Regions from separate parts of the Homo sapiens genome. Here region 1 is linked to region 2. A link is a loop called in an ENCODE intact Hi-C map of the cell type or tissue named here. Cell type or tissue: PC-9. All regions are shown on one strand. Region 1 has its middle 9.6 kb from the start of SPRR2F. Region 2 holds the start of IVL (involucrin).

Region 1 (5,000 bases), 210 kb before region 2:
TTAGATAACCTGATGGCTATGTGTCTAGGTGATGATCTTTTGGCAATCAACTTCTCAGGTGTTCTTTGAGCTTCTTGTATTTGCATGTCTAGATCTCTAGTAAGGCCAGGGGGGTTTTCCTGGATTATTCCCTCAAATATGTTTTCCAAATTTTTAGATTCCTCTTTTTCCTTGGGAGCACAAATTATTCTTAGGTTTGGTAATTTAACATAATCCCAAACTTCTTGAAGGCTGTGCTCATTTTTTAAAATTCTTTTTTCTTTCTGTTTGTTGGATTGGGTTAATTCAAAAGCCCTGTCTTTGAGCTCTGAAGTTCTTGCTTCTACTTGTTCAATTCTATTGCTGGGAATTTCCATTGTATTTTACATTTCTCTTAATGTGTCCTTCATTTCCAGAAGTTGTGATTGTTTTTTAATTATGCTATATGTTTCTCTGGAGATTTTTTAATCCATATCCTGTAACGCTTTACAAATTTCTTTAAGTTGGTATTCACCTGTCTCTGGTGCCTCCTTGAGTAGCTTAATAATCAAGCTTCTGAATTCTTTTTCTGGCAATTCAGAGATTTTTTTCTTGGTTTGTATCCATTGTTGGTGAGCTAGTGTGATCTTTTGGGGGTGTTAAAGAACCTTGTTTTGATATGTTACCAGAATTGTTTTGATTACTTCTCACTTGGGTAGATCATGTCAGAGGGAAGATCTGGAGCTCAAGGGCTGCTGTTCAGATTCTTTTGTCCCATGGGGTGCTGCCTTGATTTGGTGCTCTCCTACTTCCACTAGAGATGTGGCTTCCTGAGAGCCAAACTGCAGTGATTGTTATCTCTCTTCTAGATCTAGCCACCCAGCAGACCTACTGGGCTCCAGCCTGGTACTGGGGAGTGTCTGCAGGGTCCCGTAATGTGATCCACCTTCAGGTCTCTCAGCCATGGATACCAGCACTTGCTCTAGTGGAGGTAGCAGAGGAGTGAAGTAGACTCTGTGAGGGTCCTTACTTGTAGTTTTGTTTAGCATGCTGGTTTTGTGTTTTGTTGGCCTCCAAACAGGAGGTGGCACTTTCCAGACAGCATCAGCTGCAGTAGTATAGGGGAGATACAAGCTTGCCCCAGGGTTGCCTGGATTGTTACAGGAAGTCAGGGACCCCGAATGGAGGGACCGACTGAAGCCATGGCAGAATAACATAAATTGTGAAGATTTCATGGACATTTATTAGTTCCCCAAATTAATACTTTTATAATTTCTTACACCTGTCTTTACTGCAATCTCTGAACATAAATTGTGAAGATTTTGTGGACACTTATCACTTCCCCAATCAATACCCTTATGATTTCCTATGCCTGTCTTTAGTTTAATCTCTTAATCCTGTCATCTTTGTAAACTGAGGAGGATGTATGTTGCCTCAGGACCCTGTGATGATTGCGTTAACTGCACAAATGTTTTGTAGAGCATGTGTGTTTGAACAATATGAAATCTGGGCACCTTGAAAAAAGAACAGGATAACAGCAATGTTCAGGGAACAAGGGAGATAACCTTAAACTCTGGCTGCCTGTGAGCCAGGCGGAACAGAGCCATATTTCTCTCCTTTCAAACGCAAATAGGAGAAACATCGCTGAATTCTTTTTCTCAGCAAGGAACATCCCTGAGAAAGAGAATGCGTCCCTAAGGGGAGGCCTCTGTAATGGACGCTTTGGGATGGCTGTCTTTTATGGTTGTCGTTAAGGGGTGAAATAAGCCCCGGTCTCCCATAGCGCTCCCAGGCTTATCAGGACAAGGAAATTCCTGCCTAATAAATTTTGGTCAGACTGGTTGTCTGCTCTCAAACCCTGTCTCCTGATAAGATGTTATCAATGACAATGCATGCCCAAAACTTCATTAGCAATTTTAATTTTGCCCTGGTCCTGGGGGTCCTGTGATCTCACCCTACCTCCATTTGCCTTGTGATATTTTATTACCTTGTGAAGCATGTGATCTCTGTGACCCACACCCTATTCGTATACTCCCTCCCCTTTTGAAAATCCCTAATAAAAACTGGCTGGTTTTACAGCTCAGGGGGCATCACGGAACCTGCTGACATGTGATGTCTCCCCCAGATACCCAGCTTTAAAATTTCCCTCTTTTGTACTCTGTCCCTTTATTTCTCAGACAAGCTGACACTTAGGGAAAATAGAAAAGAACCTATGTGAAATATCTGGGGTGAATTTCCCCCGATACCAGATAAGTATTTCGTTTTCTCAGGCAGTGGGCAGGGCCAGAGAACTTCCAAGAGATTATGTCCTTTGTCTTCGGCTACCAGTGTGGGTAGGGAAAGACCATCAGGTTAGGGTAGGATTAGTCATGTCTTAGCTCACACTCTTCTTGGGTGAGGCTTGCTGCAGCTGCTGTGTGGGGATGAGGTGTGGTTCTCAGGCCAATGGAGTTATGTTCCCAGGGGTATTATGGCTGCCTCTGCTGTGTTGTACAGGTCACCAGGGAAGTGGGGGAAAGCCAGCAGTTACAGGCCTCATTCAGCTCCCATGCAGCCTGAAAAACTGGTCTCACTCACTCCCACTGTGCCTCCCTAATAGCACTGGGTTTACTTCCAGGCAGCAGGTGAGCAGGGCTGAGAATTTGCCTCTGGCTACAAGCCTTCCTGCTGAGAAAGTAAGCAGGGCTCTCAGGTTTCACACCTCCCTGTCTGCTGCAGCTGCTGTGCTCACATTCACCCCCTCCCCCGGGTTCCGTCCAGGAAACTTCATGTTCAGTTGAAATTGTTACAAAGTTCAGCTGGAAGTTTCCTTCTGTCTGTGGTCTTTCCCCACTTCCACTGGCAGCCCTCCTCAAGGACTCCTGTGAGACAAAGTCAGAAATGTCTTCCTTGGGGACTGAGAGTGTCCACAGGGCTCTTTCTGCTGCTTCCTCTCCCCTGTATTTCACTTGACTGTTTCTTTATTTGTAAAAAATTTCCCATGCCTTTTACATAATTTTTATTAGGATTTTTTTTCTTATTTATGTGTAGGAGTTGGTAGTATAGAAGAAAACTTTATTGAAGCAAATCTTCATTTTTCTTAATATGTTTATTAGCTCTAATGGGGATTTTGGGATAATATTTTAGAGTTTTTTTACATGCAAGATTATATTATCTGTCAACAGAAATATTTTATTTCTTCTTTTCCAACTTGGATGCCTTTTATTTTTTCTTACTTAATTGCACTGACTAGAACTTTCAATAGTATGTTGACTAGAAGTTGAGAAAGTGGGCATCCCCATCTTGTTTTTGATCTTAAAGGAAAAGCTTTTGATCTTTCACCAATAAGTTTGATGTTAGCAGGGCTTTTTCATATATGGCCTTTATCAGTTTGAAGAAGTTTCTTTCTATCTCTAGTTTATTGACTATTTTTTTTTTTTTTTTTTTTTTTTTGAGACGGAGTCTCGCTCTGTCGCACAGGCTGGAGTGCAGTGGTGGGATCTCGGCTCACTGCAAGCTCCGCCTCCCGGGTTCACGCCATTCTCCTGCCTCAGCCTCCCAAGCAGCTGGGACTACAGGTGCCCGCCACTACGCCTGGCTAATTTTTTGTATTTTTAGTAGAGACGGGGTTTCACCGTTTTAGACGGGATGGTCTTGATCTCCTGACCTCGTGATCCACCCGCCTCGGCCTCCCAAAGTGCTGGGATTACAGGCTTGAGCCACCGCGCCCGGCCTTTTTTGTTTGTTTTAAGACAGGGTCTTGTTCTATTGCCCAGGCTGGAGTGCAGTGGCACTATCTCAACTCACTGAAGTCTTGACCTCCTGGGCTCAAGCAATCCTCCCACCTCAGCCTCCTGAGTAGCAGAGACTACAAGTGTATGCCACCACCCCCTGGCTAATTTTTGTATTTTTGGTAAAGATGAGGTTTCACTATGTTGCCCAGGATGGTCTCAAAGTCCTGGCCTCAAACAATCCACCCACCTCAGTCTCCCAAAGGGCTGGGATTAAGACGTGAGCCATTGTGCCTGGCAGTTTTTTTTTTTAATTATGAAACAAGGTTGAATTTTATGAAATGCTCTTCCTGCACTGATTGAGAGGATCATCTTTTTTTTTTCTTCTGCTGATAATTTGGTATATCACCTTAATTGATTTTCTTATGCTGAGCAATTCCTGGATTGGGGAGTGAATCACAGTTGGTCATGTTGTATAATCCTTTTTAATTATGTTGCTAAATTTGGTGCATGAAATTTATTTGAGGATTTTTTGCATTAATGTTATGAGAAACATTGATCTGTAGTTTTCATTTCTTATAGTGTCTTTTTGTATCCAGGGAAGGCTGGTCTCAGAACAAGTCAGGAAATATTCCCTGCTTTGAGTTACAATTGATACATAATTCACCAGTAAATCTTTCTGCTTTAGATCTTTTTTCCTGTGAGGTTTTTGATTAGAGATTCAATCTTCTTACATGTTATAAGTCTATTCAGATTTTCTATTTCTTCATGATTTGGTTTGATAAATAGTGTATTTCTAAGAATTTGTTCATTTCAACTGGGTTATCCAATATGCTGACATAGAATTTTTCAGTCTTCTCTTAAAATCCTTTTCATTTCTGTAAAATCAGTTGTAAATTTCACACTTGCAAAATTTTTATTTATTTGAGTCTTACATCTGTTTTTCTCTTAATTTACCTAAAGATTTGTCAGTTTTGTTGACATTTTCAAATAAATAGCATTTAGTTTTGTTGATTTTCCCTATTGATTGCTTGTCCTTTGTTTTATGTATCTTCACTCTCTTCCCTCTTATTTACTTGCTTTGGGTTTATTATGCTTTACTTTTTAAAGTTCCTAAGATATAATATGAGGTTAATGATTTGAGGTGTTTGTTTTCATTAAAATATGCATGTGGTTATGGCTACAAATTTCCGTTAGCACTGTTTTGCTGCAACCCATAAGTTTTGGTATGACATGCTTTTGTTTTTAGTAGTCTCAAAGTATTTAATTTTCCCTGTGAATTCTTCTCTGACCCATTGATTGTTAAAGAGTGTGTTGTTTAATTTCTACAAA
Region 2 (5,000 bases):
CTGGGACCTCCAACTGCCCCTGCTGCTGCTCCAGATGCTTCAGTTGTCCCTCCTGCTCCTCTAGGTGCTTCAGCTGCCCCACCTGCTGCTCCAGGTGCTCCACCTGCCTCTCCTGCTGCTCCAGCTGCCCCTCCTGCTGCACCAGATGCTTCAGCTGCCCCTCCTGCTGCACCAGGTGCTTCAGCTGCCCCTCCTCCTCCTCCAGGTGCTTTGGCTGCCCCTGCTGCTTCTCTAGCTGCTTCAGCTGCAGCACCTGCTGCTCTGGGAGCCCCAGCTGCCCTTCCTGGTGCTCCAGGTGCTCCAGCTGCCCCTCCTGCTGCTCCAGGTGCTTCAGCTGCCCCTCCTGCTCCTCCAGCTGCTCCAGTTGCCCCTCCTGCTGCTCCAGATGCTTAGGCTGCCCCTCCTGCTGCTCCAGGTGCTTCAGCTGCCCCATCTGCTGCTCTGGGAGCTCTGGCTGCTTCTCCTGCTGATCCAGGTGCTTCAGCTGCCCCTCCTGCTGTTCCAGGTACTTCAGCTGCCCCATCTGCTCCTCTGGGACCTCCAGCTGCCCCTCCTGGTGCTCCAGGTGCTTCAGCTGTCCCTCCTGCTGCTCAGAGAGCTCCAGCTGCCCCTCCTGCTGCTCAGAGAGCTCCAGCTGCCCCTCCTGCTGCTGTGGGAGCTCCAGCTGCCCCTCCTGCTGCTCTGGGAGCTCCAGCTGCCCCTCCTGCTGCTCTGGGAGCTCCAGCTGCCCCTCCTGCTGCTCTGGGAGCTCCAGCTGCCCCTCCTGCTGCTCTGGGAGCTCCAGCTGCCCCTCCTGCTGCTCTGGGAGCTCCAGCTGCCCCTCCTGCTGCTCCGGGTGCTTCAGCTGTCCCTCCTGCTGCTCTAGGTGCTTCAGGTGCCCCTCCTGCTGCTCTGGGAGCTCCAACAGTTGCTCTTTCTTCATTCCCAGTTGCTCATCTCTCTTGACTAGCTCTTGATCCAGTTGCTGGTCTAAGAGCTTCTTCTCTTCTTCCAGCTGTTTGTTTAGCTGCTGATCCCTTTGTGTTTTCTCCTGCTTAAGCTGCTGCTCTGGGTTTTCTGCTTTCTGATATTCCTCATGCTGTTCCCAGTGCTGTTGCTGCAGCTCCTGCTCCTGTGGCTCCTTCTGCTGTTGCTCACATTCTTGCTCAGGCAGTCCCTTTACAGCAGTCATGTGCTTTTCCTCTTGCTTTGATGGGACCTCCACTGGGAGCTCGACAGGCACCTTCTGGCATGGGGGAGGCAGTGGAGTTGGCTGTTTCATTTGCTCCTGATGGGTATTGACTGGAGGAGGAACAGTCTTGAGGAGCTCCTGACTGAGGGCAGGGGAGAGGGTCACTGGCAGTGTGTGTTGCTGGGACATCTTAGAAGCTACTGTCAACCTGAAAGACAGAAGAGGTCTGATGCACAGGCTGAAGGCAAAGGAAATAGATGAAACCTTGGGAATCTGCAGAAGTATCTGGTTTTTTAGCATCCCCTCTTCCCTTGGGCAGGGTACTGTTCTACCACCTCTGGACTATCATTTCCCAAAAGCAGCAGAGAGAGAAGGGTGGAAATGTGGAGGGGCAGAGAAAGGTCCTCCTAGGAGCCTCCTTGTTCCCAGGTGAGAGCCAACAAGGAGATCTGTCTGCAGGGCTGTTCTGCAAGGGTGGGTCAGGTGCCAGCTCACTGTCTGCTCTTGTCTAGTCCTTGTGTCCACCCTCATCGCTTCACTGACCAAGGAGCAGAGATGCGTTCTGGGATTATGTCACAGTGAGGAGTAAGGCCTTAGGGAATGAAATGTCTCTTGGAGAACACCAAGTCCTAGAAAACCAATAGGCCGTGCCAGAGAGGACCTAAGAGGTCATGGTGTGACCTCCAGACTGGAGCCACAGGACATGCTCTAGGCCTGAATCTCCCATTGGAATGCTGTGTGTTTCTGGGCATGTCACTTAGTCTCCTGGGATTTGGTTTTCCCCCCTGTAAAGCCAGCAGGTTGGCCTATTCAACCCCAGGGCTGCTTTCTCTCCTGACCTTCTGAGGTTTAGCTGCAGTCCTTGTGTCTGGGGTGGGGCTGCGGGAGCTGGAAGGTTGCTGAGAGTTGGAGGTTGTTCTTCCAAGTCTTATACTTCTAAGTTGAGTTTTCCTGTCCCAGCTCTGCCTAGGTTTCTCCAAATAGAAAGGTTTCCCCATTCTGCCATCCCTCTGTGCAGCATAGCCAAAAGGTAGAAGCTCTTCCCTGAACCTCTCCCTCCATAAAGAAGGCAAAATGATGGTCTGTCAAAACCCAAGAGGTTTAGGAAAGAAGTTGAATGCTATTCCCCTCCTCCCTTCCATAATTCTCTCTCACACACAAATCCAAAAATATGGTCACAAGAAAAGATGGGACATAGGATGATTACTCTCTGTTCTGCACTTCTGTGCCAAGGCACTTTTCTCTCAGTACTCTGACTCGAGTCCCCCTAGAATGAAAGTCCAGCTGAATCCAGCCCCAGAGTAATGCCCACCCCCACCCAGGCTGCCCACCCCCACCACATCGTATGCTGTTGGAGGTCCCGAGTCCCAACCCTGGTTCTACCATCCGACACTTACCAGACTCACAGTAAGGCTGAGGCAGAGGCTTTGGTGGAGTGCTGAGCTGAGCAGGAGTCAGGGCACTCTTTATATCATTCTGCAGCCTGGCCTCCCTCCAGGTTGAAGGTGATGGACAGGTTTCACCACTCTAGTTGGTCAACTTCCTCTAACCCCTTCCTGACTCACCACAGGCATCTTAAGCAGCAAACCCTTTAGGGCCCCATTTCCCAGGGACACACAGCTCCTGCCTGGCCAGAGGATTCTGGTAGCTCAACTATTCCTGTGATGCTTTTCTGACCTAGGCACAGGGAGCTGAGTGAGGCATCCTACTGTTTTGTGACCTTAGTCAAACTTCTGCTCTGAATCTCAATTTTTCCACTTTCAAAATGAGTTTGTTCTCATTATTAGGCCAAAAGATTCACTTTCAAGGGCATGAAATGGAAAGTTATGTGTCTTTCGGGGATGTCCAGGCTGGGTTATATGTTTGAAGATAGAGTCACTTCCCATGAAGGGGTGGTATTTCTGGGGTGTTCTCTTGGGCCACAAGCCCTTCCTCTCTCAGAATATATTTTTTAACTCCATCCTATGTGGAAATAAACTCTGTCTTTGGTGGAGGGAGTTTGACTTTAGGCCAAGTAGAGTCAAGTAGAAGGCTTCTAGGAGTCCTCTGCTGCTGCCACTTGCTGCCCAGCCTCTATGCCCGAGGCTGCAGTTAGAGAAGTTCTCAGGAATGCCATGCTCATAAGAACTCCAAAGCACGGCCCACTCTAGGCAAGGAAACAAGATTGAATCTACACAATATAAAAATAAGTATTGCTTTTTATAATGACAAACCAAACTACTTTCTTAAGTACTTTTTTAAATGCATGAAGGTATAAAGATCAGAATCAAATCATCCATTTCCTGTTGTAAATCATACTCTAGAAATAGCTTAAGAAATCTTTCAGAGTGGGGATTTGAGCACATCTCTCCCCCGTGCCAACAGTGCACCAGCACACTTGAAATAACATTCAAACTCACTGCCGTGGTTTAAAAGACCCTGGGTACCTGGCTTCTGCCTTCTTCTGGGGCCCCAATTCATGTCAATCTCTCCCTGAGAGGTATATTCTTACCTCACTGAGGGCCTTCGGTTCCTGAGATGAGCCCAGAGCTCTCCACCTGGGGGCTTGGCACCTGCTCTCCTTCTGCCCACCGGCCCCTCCCCAGGTCTCTGGTTCTTTTATGCCTTTCAGCTTCAGTGTCAATGTTGGGGTCTGTCAGAGATCCTTCTCTGTGTACCATATCTAAAGGATTGGTACTTAATTTCACTTATAACAATCTAGAGTAATTTATTTGCATTTGTTCACTTGCTTATTGTCTATCTTTCCCACTGGAAAATAAGCTAAGAGCAGCGTATACCTGGTATGTTTTCCACTATACCCCTAGAACCTATCAAAACTACTGCATATAATATGTGCTCTACAAGTATTCATTGAAGAACAGTGAATTTTACGACCCGAAAATAATGACTATTAAACATTTCAGTGTTGATCAATGTTTATATGTGTGTGTCTGTATGTGTGTGTAAAAACCAAACTGATTTATTTCTTCCCTTTCTTTTTAATGGTTGGCTAATAACTTATTATATGGACATCATTCATTTACACTCTCTTTTTTACAATCTAATCCAAAAAGAAGGAATTATAAAGACAATACTCAGTGGGGCTAATTTTGAGAAGTGTCCTGATTCCCCATAGTTTTCCTGACAGGCACATTTCTCTTAGCCCCAAGTAAATCTATTTAAAGCACTAATTTTGTCATGTTCCTGGATCATGCCTAAAAAGACAGAGGGAGGACTCACAAGGCACCCTTGGTTTCTGCAGTGCTATCCCCTCCTCATGACCTCTCTGTTCCCTGAGCCCACCCAGGGACCTCACATTCTTTTTCCCATAGAACAGGGACTGTGCCATTTTCTGGGGCAGAGGAAGCACAGCCCACTCTGCCCTGAAGAACTAATCAAGCATCCTTACTTTGGCGCTGATGCCCTTGTGCTCTGCTGCTGACTTCATCTGGGGGGAATCTGCCTCTTCCCAGCCCGTGACAGTCAGTCTGGGGCAGCAGACTCAGATCAAGGAAGTCACACCGGTCTTATGGGTTAGCAGGGGCTCAGTATCTGCCAGATCTGCCTCCCGCCCTCTGACTCACGGCATAATAAGAGCCTTAAGGAGAAGATGGTATGTGTGAGCCTTTGACTGCTGGGCAAAGCTAGGGTGTGGGAAAGAGGGCAGTGGATACAGCTGAGGGAGTGTTTGTGTGTGTGTGTATGCAAGGGAGGGGTTGGGGAAACCTCAACATTCTAGGGCTGAGAAGTCCCTTATTCTGCCCACAGGTTGCCCCATTTGGGAGACAGGCATTCACGTATATGGGAGAGGTTCTTTCACTGCCTATGTGAATGACCTCATAAGCTCCAG

Evidence for each region. Peaks named below come from ENCODE experiments on the same cell type or tissue, not always from the same donor. Only the 100,000 strongest peaks of a DNase experiment are listed, where the experiment ranks them.
Region 1: a loop joins it to region 2, with 8 times the contacts of the local background. A loop is called at or near these places in 1 of 110 quality-filtered maps.

The regions. Positions count from the first base shown.
Region 1 is chr1:153,120,654-153,125,653 of GRCh38, reverse strand. No RefSeq gene overlaps it. Among named protein-coding and RNA genes, the nearest start is that of SPRR2F, 9.6 kb to the right of the region's middle. RefSeq lists a silencer at 2,581-2,670 and an enhancer at 2,126-2,869. In PC-9, no CTCF peak of the experiment used is centred here; a DNase peak (open chromatin) is centred at 2,433; H3K4me3 peaks cover 961 bases; H3K27ac peaks cover 2,537 bases.
Region 2 is chr1:152,906,158-152,911,157 of GRCh38, reverse strand. IVL (involucrin) reads right to left here and starts at 2,612. Exons shown (of 2, transcript NM_005547.4): 1 at 2,569-2,612; 2 at 1-1,379. The coding sequence starts at 1,360. RefSeq lists silencers at 1,372-2,572, 2,945-2,997, promoters at 2,618-2,852, 2,572-3,511, 1,372-5,000, enhancers at 2,732-3,011, 3,930-4,412, 4,701-4,752, 4,701-5,000, 4,563-5,000 and 1 more and a cis regulatory region at 2,766-3,262. In PC-9, no CTCF peak of the experiment used is centred here; DNase peaks (open chromatin) are centred at 1,947, 2,767, 3,257 and 4,727; H3K27ac peaks cover 2,894 bases.